3 separate regions of the Homo sapiens genome follow, and all the other regions are linked to region 3. A link is a contact called in ENCODE Hi-C or POLR2A ChIA-PET data. All regions are on one chromosome and are shown on one strand. The core of a region is the stretch at or near the end of the contact, and the rest is flanking DNA. Distances in the headings are between cores, read along the strand shown. Region 1 holds the start of SCIRT (stem cell inhibitory RNA transcript). Region 2 holds the start of MRPL14 (mitochondrial ribosomal protein L14). Region 3 holds the start of ZNF318 (zinc finger protein 318).

What was found. Hi-C counts contacts between places; a loop is a spot of excess contacts on that map. ChIA-PET counts read pairs that join two places held with the same protein, here RNA polymerase II (POLR2A). Pooled maps may share reads with other maps.
Region 1: a loop to region 3 is called in a pooled map, with 11 times the contacts of the local background. The contact joins the promoter of SCIRT here to the promoter of ZNF318 in region 3. A Hi-C loop is called at or near these places in 2 of 37 single-sample maps with no recorded cell type and 6 of 50 pooled maps. POLR2A ChIA-PET finds 5 or more read pairs at or near these places in 2 of 52 experiments (BJ and activated CD4-positive, alpha-beta T cell).
Region 2: a pooled map shows a loop between it and region 3 (13-fold over the local background). The contact joins the promoter of MRPL14 here to the promoter of ZNF318 in region 3. A Hi-C loop is called at or near these places in 9 of 50 pooled maps. POLR2A ChIA-PET finds 5 or more read pairs at or near these places in 3 of 52 experiments (activated T-cell and activated naive CD4-positive, alpha-beta T cell).

The regions. Positions count from the first base shown.
Region 1 is chr6:44,072,869-44,077,054 of GRCh38, forward strand. It overlaps SCIRT (stem cell inhibitory RNA transcript), which reads right to left and starts at 1,784. Exons shown (of 5, transcript NR_125864.1): 1 at 1,629-1,784. RefSeq lists enhancers at 195-254, 295-394, 1,415-1,674, 2,795-2,864 and silencers at 475-554, 645-904.
Region 2 is chr6:44,124,120-44,128,899 of GRCh38, forward strand. MRPL14 (mitochondrial ribosomal protein L14) reads right to left here and starts at 3,333. Exons shown (of 3, transcript NM_032111.4): 1 at 3,225-3,333. TMEM63B (transmembrane protein 63B) reads left to right here and starts at 3,435. Exons shown (of 24, transcript NM_018426.3): 1 at 3,435-3,559. RefSeq lists silencers at 3,066-3,125, 3,156-3,205, 3,226-3,625, 3,666-3,775, 3,956-4,115.
Region 3 is chr6:43,368,164-43,372,630 of GRCh38, forward strand. It overlaps ZNF318 (zinc finger protein 318), which reads right to left and starts at 1,484. Exons shown (of 10, transcript NM_014345.3): 1 at 804-1,484. The coding sequence starts at 1,202. LOC124901227 (atherin-like) reads left to right here and starts at 1,201. Exons shown (of 2, transcript XM_047419609.1): 1 at 1,201-1,224; 2 at 1,260-3,178. The coding sequence starts at 1,201. The coding sequence ends at 1,958. RefSeq lists silencers at 888-957, 968-1,157, 1,248-1,447, 1,638-1,737.

The DNA of each region.
Region 1 (4,186 bases), core at 534-3,033, 710 kb after region 3:
CAGGGAGTAGGAGCTGTGCAGGTAACATAGGAGGGGGTGAAAGGGAAATGAACTCCCTTGGGAGTTCCCCATCCCAGAGGAAATAAAAGTCAAAGCACTCCTTTGTTTTTTCTTCCCAAGCCCTTATAAGGGGCTTTATGGGGCTTGCCTAGGTTTGAGGTGCAGCAGAGGCAGGCGGGTGAGGGCCTCCAGGCTGAGAGATCCTGGGGCAAAAGTGAAACTATATGGTCATGAACACGGGCATGTTCTGAACTCTGTGAAACCCTAGCCCAGGACCTGGCTGACTGTACAATCCGTCACCCGGCACACCGTAACAGAAGACCCTACTACGCGCAGAGGACAGTACTATTGGGGTGGCAACTGAAAAGGGTCCTGGCTGGAGGCGGGGTTTGCTGGAGGGGTAACAGAGCGTGCGCGGAGTGGAGAGGGTACGGAGGCTCACCGCCCAGCATCCCCAACCCCGGCGCTCAGAAGAGCAGCGCGCTCCGGAGCTCGGCGCGCGCGATCAAAGCCGGCGCCGCACGCGCACGCGCGCCCGCAGCCGCTCCCCCGCCCGCGCCGCTCCGGCTCCCGCGCGCGCGCACTTGAGGCCTCCCTTGTGCGTCTCCTCCATTCGCTACGTGCAGAATGGTCCGTCGGCAGCAGCTGCAGCGCTGGGTGGGAGGGGGAGGAGGAGGGGAGGGGGAGGCGGCGCCCAGGTCTCGGGGAGGGGCCGCGGCGGCCCTGGAGATAGAGGGGTGGGGGCGAAGGGGTGGGCCCCCGCAGCGGGGAGGACAGAGGGAGAGTCCGGGTGGGCTCGATGCTCAGCCTTCCCCCTCCCCCGCTCCCGCTTCTTTCTGCGAGGCCATTACGGCCATCTCCCGGCCTGAGCCTCCTGGAACCAAGCCGACCAAGAGGGGTTTCCTCCGTGTTGTCTCGTCCCCAAAACCCAGAATCCAGACCCAAGAAAGAACCACTCCTGCTGACCCCTCCTCCCGCTACCCGTCCCAACCGCATTCCCAAGCTTTCGTGGAGGTGACCCAACAGCAAGCACTTCCCCACTCCGCCTTTCATGGGGTGGGGTCCCTAAGAGGTACTGCAGACTAACTCCTCTTTTCATCTCTTACCCCACCTGGAGGAAGAGGCATGGCCAGGATGGACACCAGAGCACATTTCCCAGCATTTCCAAGGGGAAAGGGCAGCATCTCAGCATGCAGACTCCAACATGGCCACAGAAAGGTCGAGTGGCGCAGAGGAGCAGGCTGCTGCCCAGGCCCCTAGGGCCACTTCCAAAGGAGTGTGACCACGACTAGGTTGCTGTGGACTCACTCGCATTACAGGGCTGCGCCCTATACACCTGTTTGTAAAGGGTCCTCCTAGAATGTAATGGTGAGGGACCACCAAGCGGTGGACCAAGAATTCCAAACAGACCAGCTCCCTGCCTTGCCAGGAAACCAGATGTGGCCCAGATGTCCATAGCAGTTCCTCCCACAGGGTGGGACACCAGCTATTCTGTGCAACCCCTCCCAACCCTTCTTCCAGGGTCAGGGAGGAAAGCTGGCAACCTCCGTTGTCCCTTCCCATTTGGGTTGCTAGAAGGGAGCAACTCACTCATCCTCCTCTTCCTGCCAAGAGCCACCTGGGCTTACCTCTCCAGCAGCCACCTAGGTTCAACCTGTGGTCTAACCTCAAGCCCTCTGCTGACAGGTTAAGTCAAGATCGCCGGGAAGGAAGGCGTCCAGTTTCATTACACACACAGACGTACACACACACCCGACACCGACCCACGCGCCTGGGCTCTGCACAGTGGCTAGACCCCAAAAAGCCGATTCTCCTGTTCCCTCCGTGGTGGCCTCAGTCTTTTGGCGGCGCCCTCTGCTGGCCACTAGGAAGTGCAGGAAAAAACAGTCTGCCCATAGACGCTTGGTGGATCTGGGAAAGGGGACAAGAGGCAGAGAAACAAGTGAAAAGTGGGAGCTGAGAGCAGCGCTGGGCTGGCCACAAACAAGCGAGGCATGGTGACGCCTTCCTGGAGGTGGGGAGTTTTGAGCCAGCTTTCCATGGGCCTAGGGAGACAAGCCGAGCTGGCAGATAGGGGCTCAGGACACCCCAGGAGTGGCCCTTCCTGTGTGCTGAGCCCTACCCCTGTCCTGGATGGCTCATACACCCACTAACTCATATGGCTGCTGTGCCCTGCTTGGGAGTCCTTCCTGTCAGCCTCTATTGGGGTGGTGGGTGGGGAGGAGCAGCCATGGAAACCCTGATCCTTCTAGTCATAGTCTGGCTCCCTGGGGCTGTGAGAGGTGTCCCCAAAGAGAAGCCTCCAATTGACAAACCTCTGCTCCACCCCACCCCACATACACAGAGGATGGCCCAAGCCCAGGTCCCTGGCATGGTGGGGCAGGGGCCTGAGTCACAGCCTGGCGTGACCCTGCCCAGTCCCCAGGAATGGCCAGCTCGTCCAGAGGTGAGACCCAGGTCAACAATCCATCAGTCTGCCTCCTGCCACCAGGTATCCTCCCCATCACGTCCTACACGTGGGGTGGGCCAGGACAGTGCTGGGCAGAGCTAGTGTTGGGCCTGTGCCTGGGGGCCACCAAGGGGGCCCGGAGAAAAGAATGGAGGGGTTTTCACTTCCTGAGCAGCAGGAGGAGCCAGCTGGGGTTAAAGACAGGAGGGACTGGTTGGGCCTACAGGCATTTGGAGTCTCTCCCTGCCTGCTGGGTGAGGGAGGCAGCAGGTGCCAAGAACTGCTAGCTTCTAGGACCTGACCCTCAAGTTGCTTCTCCTGCTGAGGGGCTTCTAGGGTCACCCTCAGGGCCTTGACATCTGCACACATCTGCACAGGCCCTTCACCAGGGACTTAACCTCCAAAGGCAGCTCCTGCTCCCAGCCTTCACAGGCCCCCCTAGGGCCCAAGTCCCCAGACCCAACCTCAGTCTGCAAGCTGGCCAAGTCAGAGGTCCTGGCTGCCTGGACCACTCCCAAGCAGTAAATGGCACTGTGGGCTTCCTCCATCCTGTCTTCCCCGCCCCACTTCATTGATTCACTGACTTCCAACTTACTGGTCAGGCCCCCTTCCAGACCCTGCCTGGATGAAGAGGACTCCCAGAAGCAGTGATTGAAGGCCTAGGAGGATACAGAGAGCCAGGTGCTTTAATTGGAGGTAATTAGTTAATTTACTCTGAAAGCAATGGGGCAGGGCGGGGACAGGGGGAGGAGAGGGGAGGGGAGGAGGTAGGGGGCTGTGACCTAACTGGGCTCAAACTCTCAAACTCTGGTCAGCCTCCTTCTGGACCACAGCAAACCTGTGTGTACCCACCCACTTAGGAGACCCTCTCCTGGGCCCCAGGTCAGAGCAAGACCCAAAGTGGACTAGGGTGGCTCTGCAGAAAAAGCAGGTGCCCTGGGGTGGTGGGAACAGGCCTTTTGAGGTTAGGGAGGTGTGGACTGGCATGAGGGAATTGGAGAGGTGCAAGGAGCTCTGGGATGGGAACTGGTCCCTCTCCTGTCACGTATAATTCCATCCCTCCCAAGGTCATTGCTGTCACCCAAGTTAGGGGCCCAGCCCCCTCCTTTGGTCAGTGAAGTCCCAGGGCAGCCCATTTTAAATACAACGGGGCCTGAAGGCTAACTTCTGGCCTTCCTGCTTCGGGAAATCATTCCAATAACCGGGAAAAAAGGGGGCCCGAGGACAGAGCCCCTGCCGGGCCCCAGGGGGAGTGTCGTCGGCTCCTTTGCGTCGCCGGCCGGCGGCGTGGCGGGGACTCTGGCCGGCAGCCTCCCGCGCCGTCCGGAGCAGCTGACCCGCTGGCGGTGGGCCAGGTCGCGGCGGGGCCTGGAGGCAGCAACGTGCGGCGCGGCATGTCGCGGGCGCCGCGGCAGGGAAATGTGGGGGCGGGCCGGCGCGCCCCCTCCCCCCCGCCTACGCTGGCCCATTCATAAAACCTGCAGGCGCTGCCCGGCCTGGCAGCCTTGGTCTCCTAATTGCAAACTCATTAAGGAGTTTGCATCTCATTTGCATGGAAATCATTTCCTGGCCCTAAACAGAGAAACTTCCCGCCCCTCCACCAGCCCCTCTCTGCCCTGCTTTACCCATGCACAGTCTGGGAGAGGAGAGGGGGCATATCTCTGACCTGCGCCCCTTCCCTGGCCTCACCACCACCCTCCCACTTTAGGAGTTGGGGAAGGGATTGGCAGAACACCC
Region 2 (4,780 bases), core at 2,083-4,582, 760 kb after region 3:
ATTAGTACCTCCATTGGGCCAGGTTTAGGTGGGCTCCAGGTTTATTAAGATGTCAGATAGGCAGGAGAGTAGTGTGAAAAAGTTAAAGAATGGGGGTGGGAGGGTGCTGCTGATGGAAAGCATATATCTCTTTCACTCCATCCTCCCCTTCTCTCACACCAAGTCTGTGGCCCTGGAATCACCTGTCTGGGTCTCAACGACTCTCTGTCAAGCAGAGATCATATTGGGAAAAGCAAAGAGGTCTGGAAATGGAAGTGCTTTAGCTTCACTCATGTAAGGGATCATTTTAATGTGGACAATCCTTCTCTGAATTATCCAGTACAGACTAGATCTGCAGGATAGTTTGTTTACCAGATCCTGGCCAGGAAGAGCAAGCTCGTTCCCTGATTCTCAGGGCAGCACCATAGGTGCCTCTTTAAGATCATAGCCCTGAAAGTGTTTTCAGTTTAGAGTGGACATGGTAAATTACTTCCTCTCTTTTCTAAGACATAAAAGATTTTTTGAGTTTTTAACAGAGGGCTCTCCTACTCTGAGTGGTTTCACTGGTGAATGGTAAGCTACTTTACTATGACCTTTTTAAATATTCAGCATATTACCTGACCCAGAACAACATTTCTGAGATCTGAACTGCAGTCTTCTCTTGCATACTAGTTGTCACTGTAAATACACATGTAAAATCACACCAGGGTAAGCTACAACCCAGACAAACCATGAGCCTATAAAATAGAAGGCTAAACCATAACCTGCTTTTCGAGACCCCCCCTACAGCCCTAAGAACTATCCAAGTAACCTGACAGTAGGAAAATCCACCTTAGGTGTGCCCAGGCATGATAATCCCAAAGACATAAATGGAGCAAAATAGGTTTTAAAGAATTCTTGCAACACTGAAGACTAGGAGCTAAGAAGAGTCTAAATAACCATGCTCAGTGCCCAACCACCTGAAAAGTGGACTCCAGGGAAATTTTGTTGTTGTTATCCACCCCGCCCCAAGGGAAACATTTTATCTTTAATATTCAGGAGCAATAATAAAATATTTTGGCCACTGTTCTTCAAGGATTCCACAAGGCACTTAATTCTCATGTCAGGCTTTCTGAAATGCTTGCCCTGGAAAGTGTCACTTGATGGCTCACACACTCCTTGAGGATTAGGTGCTGACCCTAATTAGGCACAGGCAGAAATAGTTCAGGAATCCACATGCTCAGATTCATAACTATACTTTTTGTAAAAAATAAAAACATATAAAAAATGCCTTCTGGCTGGACAAGGTGGCTCACGCCTGTAATCCCAGCACTTTGAGAGGCTGAGTTGCGTAGATCGATTGAGGTCAGGGGCTGGAGACCAGCCTGGGCAACATGGTGAAACCCTATCTCTACTAAAAATACAAAAATTAGCCAGGAGTGGTGGCTCGCGCCTGCAGTCCCAGCTACTCGGGAGGCTGAGGCATAAGAATTGCTAGATCCCAGGAGAAGCTGCAGTGAGCTGAGATCGCACTGCTGCACCCAGATCTCCCCAGCCTGGGCAAGAGAGACTGTCTCAAAAAAAAAAAAAAAAAAAAAAAAAAAGGCCTTCTAGTGATCCTCAGAAATCCAAAAACCAGACAACTATGGCTTCCACTTCCATTTTTCAGATATCCATTATAATACTATTTGACCTCAAAGTGAATTTTATTGTTCCACACAAGCAACAGATTACACCAATTTCACAACTCCCAGAATCCAAACCTACAAAGACCCTTCCCACCAAGCACTTTACCAAAAACGGGCTTCATCTCCATCTTCCTTTCTTTCACAGTTGAAAAACTGCCCTTCCTAATTAAGCCAACCAACTTCTTACCTCAATAAAATCCTTGTTTTTCAGTAGCACGTACAGTATTTCCAGTGATGAACAGTGAACTGTCTTTCGTCTCACACAGTAACCTCCGTGAAGAAGATCCACCTTGTTCTTTACTGTATATTCCTGGCATGCTAACTGCATCCTCAGACAATTTTAAGTGACTGAAAACTCAGGCAAAGAAAGGCAAGAGGGCAAATAGAAGGGCACAGGAGACAACGCTTTTCAAATTTTTCTCACTGCGACCTACAGAAACACACTGTAGAACACCTCCTAGTACACTCACACGTGTGTGTACACCTGAAGTGTCAAGAAACAATACCCTAAGTGCAACACCCTCTGATATTTTCTATTTCAAGTGGCCGTGATCTACTAAACTGATTTCCAACTCACCAATAGGATTCAGTTTGAAAAACACTGCAATAAATCAAACCTTACAGTTGCATTCCACAAGCTACTAATGAACTCTTGAAAATCCAGCATACAGCAGAGACGCTGACCAACTACAAGATCCAAACCCCCCAGGTGGGCAGTGTCCTTCTGTTCAGCAGTGGCAGTTCCCCACCACCACCAGCCCTGAGAGTTAATTATCTCCCAAACTCCCAGAGTTTCCCAAGTAGCCTGAGGTGTCTGTCATATGCCCTTTTAACCTCTTTATAAATTCAGTCCCGTCCGTCTCTTACGGTGGCAAAGTTCATTTATCGTCGGCTGTGGAAAGCAATACTTCCTTTTTGTCCCCTCCAGGAACCAGAAATTAAATGACCAGGTTGGTGCCCGTTGTGCCTTTATGATCTATTTGTGTGGGTGATATATAGAAAGAGTCTCAGTCTCTCCCTTCATCTTTCCAGTCTTAATCACTGGTAGATGCAGTCTCTGGTGAAATAAGAAACCAGGGAACCCCCTGGCCTGGGGGAGGGCGCACTCATCAGCGTTGACAGAGTGAAAGCAAAAACTCAATCCTCACACCACAGAGGCGTCTGGCTAACTCATCTCCAGACCTAAGTTGGGAAAGGGGAGGGGAGCGCGGAAAGCGGAGAAGCCGGAGGAGACGCTCCGGAGTGACCAGCGACGGCTGAACGCAGCCCGCCCTCCCCAAGTCGACGCCGCAACCCGGGGAAAGCAGGTGAGCGCCGGCCACGGACTTGGGGGTCGCAGAAGCAGCCCACGGAGAGCGGAAGGGAGGAGGATCCGGGTAAGGGGCCTCCCCTCCCCGTCGGGACCCCCCTCCCCGTCGGGACCCCCCCCTCCCCGTCGGGACCCCTCCCACTGACGCTCTGCCTCCCACTCTGGCCTCTCCTCACTCACCCCGGGGAGTGGGCCTCCCCTACTGCAGAGAAAGGAAGAGGAGAAGGAGGGAATGAGGACTTAACGCCCACCCCTGCCCCCCACCATACCGCTCTCGCCGCCCGGGAAAATCCCGCCGCGGGCCCCACCAGCCAAGCGCCGCCTTCGCCCCACGCGGCCTCTTCCTAGCGCCTGCGCGCCAGGCCCAGCCCGGCGGACGCGATCTGAGAGTGCGCGCGCACCTTGCGTGCGCCGGCGTGCGGGGCGGGACCTGCGGGGCTCCGCCCCCTCCCCCTCCCTCCCCCCGCTCCCCCTCCCCCATACACTGCCGCGGCCGCCGCAGGAGCCCGGAGCTCGAGCCGCCCAGCGACTCCCCCTCCCCCTCCCCCAGCCCCGCCCCGCCCCAACCCGGGGCTCCGAGCCGGAGCCGAGTCTGCGCCTGGGGGTGAGTACGCGACCCCTACCCAGCCCTCGCTCTTTTCTTCGAAGATCCCACCACCACCCAAAGAAAAAACCTGGACTCAGCTGCGCGTCCCCTCCCTTCAACCTCCTGCGGGACCCAGAGGTGCCCGGGCCCGCGGGACCCAGGGGTGGCGCGCGCTGCCCCCAACCCCGCACCATCCCGAGCCAAATGTGAGTCCTCCAACCCCTGCCGGAGGTCCAGATACGCGCCGCCGGCTCTCCCCAGCCCCGGGGAGATCCCAAAGGGTGGGACCCCCGCCCCCGGCCCCCGAGTGCCACTCTTCTCCCACCTGCCCGGTGCAGGTGCGCGTCCCCTGCGCGACCCTCGGGGGTGCCAGCTGCGCCCCGCCTGTCCGCCGCCGTTTGGGGAACTAGCCGCCCCCGCCCCCGAGTTTTGGACCCCGGGGTCGCCAAGTCCGATGCCTTCTGTGCCTTTTATTTTTTCTGCTGCTCCCGGGGGCGAGTACACCCGAAGCCGGTCCGGGGTAAGGGCTCGGGCTCGGGCAAGGGCAGGGTTCGCAGGTGCTGGCACGAGGCCGGCCGCTGCCCCCGGCTCTGGGGACTGACTGGTCGGCGGGCTGGAGAGGCGGCCGGCCCCGGGAGCGTGTCCTCTCCTTGCGCCCCACACAGTGCAGTTCATTCATGAGCCGCCCGGGCCTGCGTTGGAGGGTGCGGTGGGGAAAAGATTCAGACGCGAAACCGAGAGTGGGGCAAAGGCCCTGTTGTGGGGAGGGGGCGCCGCTTTGTCCCTCCTGGCTGTCTTGACCGCCTAAGGCGGACAGTCCCAAAGCTTGGCACCTTGTTCCCCAGAAAAGGAAAGGACGCTTGGGAAGTGGGGAGGAGAGGTCAGAGGGGCTGGCTGCCCTTGGGGCGCTGTGCTGCCCCCTGCCTGGGTCCCCTGGGCAGAGGTCTGGCCGCTCGGGGCAAGCCTGAGCACTCCACCGCCCTGGGGGGCTGGGGCTTGCCTACCCATTACCAGTCTGCAGCAGCCGGGGAGCAATGAGGCTGTGCCCAACACCTGCTGAAGAGGGGCCCATCCTGCCTCCCAGGCCAGGGTGAGGTGGGGAGTGGGAGTGTCAGCCAGGCTTCAAGTGGGGGTGTGCTGGCAGCGTGATTGTCCTCCAGGGCACCAGAGGGTCCAGGCCTTGGCATGCCCCAGGTGGCACATGCTGGGGCCTGCTGTTGGCTCACTCAGTGCAGTCTT
Region 3 (4,467 bases), core at 234-2,733:
GCTCCGTTCCTCTAGCAGTGAAACATAGAGGTTCAAATCATGGATTTGGGGAACCAGGCGGATCTGAGTTGAAGCACAGCTCCACCACTTAGCCGTGTCACCTCAGTCGAGTTACTTGAACCTCTCTGGGTTGGTTCCTCGGCTGTACAACAAGGAATAGTATTAACTGCCTCACTTCAAAGACTTGTGAGGGTTAAAATAATGTGCAAAGTGAAAGGCTAGGCATAATTCCTGACATAGAACTCGATAAGAGGTAGTGGCTATGGCAGTGACTGTGGTCCTGCACACTTCATTCCGAAGCAGCAGCTCCAATTCATTTAAGCTAACAGTTTACACTCTAGACGTAAAGCCTGGTAGGGTTCAAGCGTCCCTAACTCGCCACAAAAACGGACATTTCGGCTTTTTCCCCTAAGATCCAGGAAGGCAGCTCAGGTGTAAGGGGATGAAAAGTACGGAACCCCGAGGACACATCAACTCTACAAAAAGTACCAAGACACACGGTTTGGACGAAATGCCCCTCGCCTTGGCAAACTTTCCACACCTCACCCGGCATGAGAGAAACAGCCTATTCCTAAGGAACGGAGCGCGCACTCCCGACGAGACGCCCGTGCGCTCCCGAGTCCGTTATTGTGTCAACGCTCCCGGGTCTGACAGAAGCCTCCAGGCTCGGCATCCCCGAGGGAGTTGGCCGGAGGCTTCGCGCTTAGGACCCTGGTCTGGAGGCCCCGGGCGTTTCTGGAAACGGGAATTCCGGGGGAGGGGACTGGGGGATGGAGGGAGTCCTGGACGAGGGGTGGGATTACCCGGCTGCCGCTGTCGCCTGGATGGTCTCCGCGGCCGTCCCGGGCATAGTCGGCGCGGGACTCCCCCCGGCTGCTGCCTCTGAAGCCGGCCGGGCCCGGCGGGAAGAGTCGTCGGCCCCGCGGTGGCGACGGGGAGCCGCGACGGGCCCGAGGCGGGGACGGGGAGACGCGACGACCCCGTGGCGGGGACGGCGAGGCCCGGCGGCCGCGGTGCCCTGAGGGCGAGCGGGGTCGGCGAGCCGGGGTCCGCGACGAGGAGCCGGAGGGCGGAGGCGGCGGTGAGCTGCGGCGAGCCGGGCCTGAGGAGGAGCCAGAGCTGCGGCCGCTGCGCGGGCCGCCCCCGCCGTCGTCTTTAGGCCGGTGGGAAGAGACGGAGGAGCGAGCGCTGCTGCGGTACATGGTTCTTGCAGCGGCGGCCACGGCGACAGCTCTGACCCGGGGGCGCCCTAGACGCAGGCTCGGAGCGCGCCGCCGCAGCTGCAGCCGCCGCCACCTCGGCCGCTGCGCGCCGCCTCAGCCGCGGGAGCAGCCCCCTCCCCTCGGCCCCGCGTCGCCCCGGGGGCCCGGCCGAGCGCGCCCCCGCGGCTGGCGGTTGGAGGGCGCGAGCACGCGTCCGACACACCCCCCCCCGCCTCCGGGGTTCCCCGCTCCTCCACTCAGGGAGCGGCCGCAGGAACCAAGAAAAGTGGGGAGGAGCACAGACGCCGGCGCGAGGCTGGGCGAGGGGAGGGGAAGCGAAGCGCGCGCCCTGAGCTCTGCACGCCCCGCCTCCGAATCCTCAAGATGGCGGCCGCAGAGCCGCCCACTTCCCCCTCCCGCGGCCGCCACGTGACCCCTGTGGCCTCCGCGCGGGGTGGGCGGAGCGGAAGGAAGGGCTTCTCTGGAGAGGGATCTGGTTTTCCGGGGATGCTCCAGGCCTCTGGACTTAGGGGTTTGGAGACCGTGCGGAGGTGTCTTCGCTCTTTCGTGCCGCCCCTCAAGCCTCTTAATTTAGGGATGGACACGAAATGGTTGAAAACCATTCGTGATAATATAAACGGGCCTGTAAACGTTAGCTGTGTGGGAGGTTACGGACCCCGGCAGGAGCGCCCACCGAAATCCTGTCCCCAGCTGAAGCAACACGACCCGCATCAGTTTACTTTCCAGTTTGCCTAATTTCTAGAGGTTGAAATTGAGGATAGGAAAGTACGAGGTGGAGGTGGTGGGCCAGAATCAAACCCAAAATAGACGTTGTCAGGCCTCTGAGCCCAAGCTAAGCCATCATATCCCCTATGACCTGCACGTATACATCCAGATGGCCTGAGGCAACTGAAGAGCCACAAAAGAAGTGAAAATAGCCTTAACTGATGACATTCCACCATTGTGATTTGTTCCTGCCCCACCCTAACTGACAGGATATATTCTCCCCCTTGCCCTTAAGTAGGTGCTTTGTAATATTCTCCCCCGCCCTTAAGAATGTACTTTGTACACCTATCCCAAACCTATAAGAACTAATGATAATTCCACCACCCTCTGCTGACTCCTTTTTCGGACTCAACCCGCCTGCACCCAGGTAAGATAAACAGCCTTGTTGCTCACACGAAGCCTGTTTGGTGGACTCTCTTCACACGTTTTCGAGCTGTTTTCTGACTAAAGTACTTGTGGTCATGGTGGAGGTCCTTCATTACCAGGGGCCCACATCATGACCAACTGGAGGCGTGGCAAGTTTTTGTAAGAGATCCAGGCATGCCCCCTCCCCTGGCCTAAGTCCAGAATTTTCCTAGATGCCAATCTCAGGGCCCTGCATCCTAAATACAAAAGTGGGCCAGGCGCAAAGGGTCACGCCTATAATCCCACCATTTTGGGAGGCCGGGGCAGGAGGATTGCTTGAGCCTGAGAGTTCGAGACCAGCCTGGGCAACGTAGAAGGACCTCCATTTCTAAAAAAAAAAAAAAAAAATTTGCCGAGTGTGGTGGCACGTTCCTGTACCCCAGCTACTCGGGAGGTTGAGGCTGCGGTGAGCTGTGATCATGCCACTGCACTCCAGCCTGGGTGACAGAGTGAGACCCTCTCTCAAAAAATACATCCATATATATATATATCCATTTCCATACGTTCTTATAATGGCATATACTCAGTAAAAATGTATAAAATTTTTACTAGTTGACTACTTTTACCCAGCTTCACATTTTATATAATTTATATAAAATAAGAAACCAATAACATTTTAATGAAAAAAATAATAAAAATATGCCAGAGGTGTATGCCCTGTCTTTATTAGAGTATATATGGATTTTGGTTACCCATACTTTTGGTGGGACTTAATAAATGTGAAAAAAATGTAAATCAGTGTGTATAGATACTTGGAGTCAATAAATTTTAAATCATGTTTGTTATATTCTGTATCAACTTTTACTCCTCAACCCATTTCTAATACTGAATATTTTTATCAAAGGAGCTGGGGTGTTTCAAGACAGGGGGAGACACGGTGTATAATCAGAAAACTCTTCTGCTTCCCCTTCACACTTGCTCTATGCATAGTTCTGTATCCTGCATGAAATCTCTTGCAGATCCTTTCACTTTTCAAGTATTTTTCAGTCATGACAGTAGTCATATTGCAGTAGAAAATATATAGTACAGAACAAAACTTTAAACTTTATTCAGGCTAAAGGTTCTCCCCTACCCCTGCTTTTACCTGCTTCAGACTTGAAGCTTGCTATATTAAAAGTGGTATGGTAGGTTTCTCCACATCCCTGCCTTTGCTCCTCAAAGTTTGCTCCTCCTCTCCCACTGGCTAGCTGCTATTTCTGACCCCCTCCTCCCAGGAGGAGAAGGGATTGAAGGGAAAGAACACAGACTTTCCTGGTTAGTGCAGGATGCTGTTACCTTCCAAAATCGGTTCCCTATGGACAAGGAGGAATCACAAATGTTGGCTTTTCTCTCTTATGCACCTTTGTGGGCTTTTTTAGAACTCTCTTGCTGGCAGTGGTCCTCCTCTGGTTCACTGTCTATGACTCCCCTCCCCCAAGTCTTTGGCCTTCTGGAGGAGGTTTACCCCATGTAAAACTCACTCCCGTGGCAGGAGTCCCTTTCCTCTCTGGTTATCTCTCATGGGACGGATCCCTTTTATTTTGTTTTGTTTTTTTTTTTTTTTTTTTTTTTTTTTTTGAGACAGAGTCTCGCTCAGTCGCCCAGGCTGGAGTGCAGTGGCTCGATCTCCGCTCACTGCAAGCTTCGCTTCCTGGGCTCACGCCATTCTCCTGCCTCAGCCTCCCGAGTAGCTGGGACTATAGGCACCCGCCACCATGCCCAGCTAATTTTTTTGTATTTTTTTTAGTGGAGACGAGGTTTCACCGTGTAAGCCAGGATGGTCGCGATCTGCTGACCTCGTGATCCGCCCGCCTCGGCCTCCCAAAGTGCTGGGAAGGTGGCATGAGCCACCGCACGCGGCCTGGGAAGGATCTCTTTTAAATGACTCCAAGTTCGTTAGCTTGTGTGTCCACTTGGCTCACAGGATAACTCATGCATCTTTGCCCCAGTGGCGAAGGCAGTGCAGCTCACTCCCCATGGCTCCCACCTTATTCACCATCCCAGCACAGTTAGCCAGCATCTTGCTTTTGGACTTCCCCCAGGTAGGGGTTAAGACACTATCCCTGTGGATCTCCAAACTCCAGGAGACACAAGC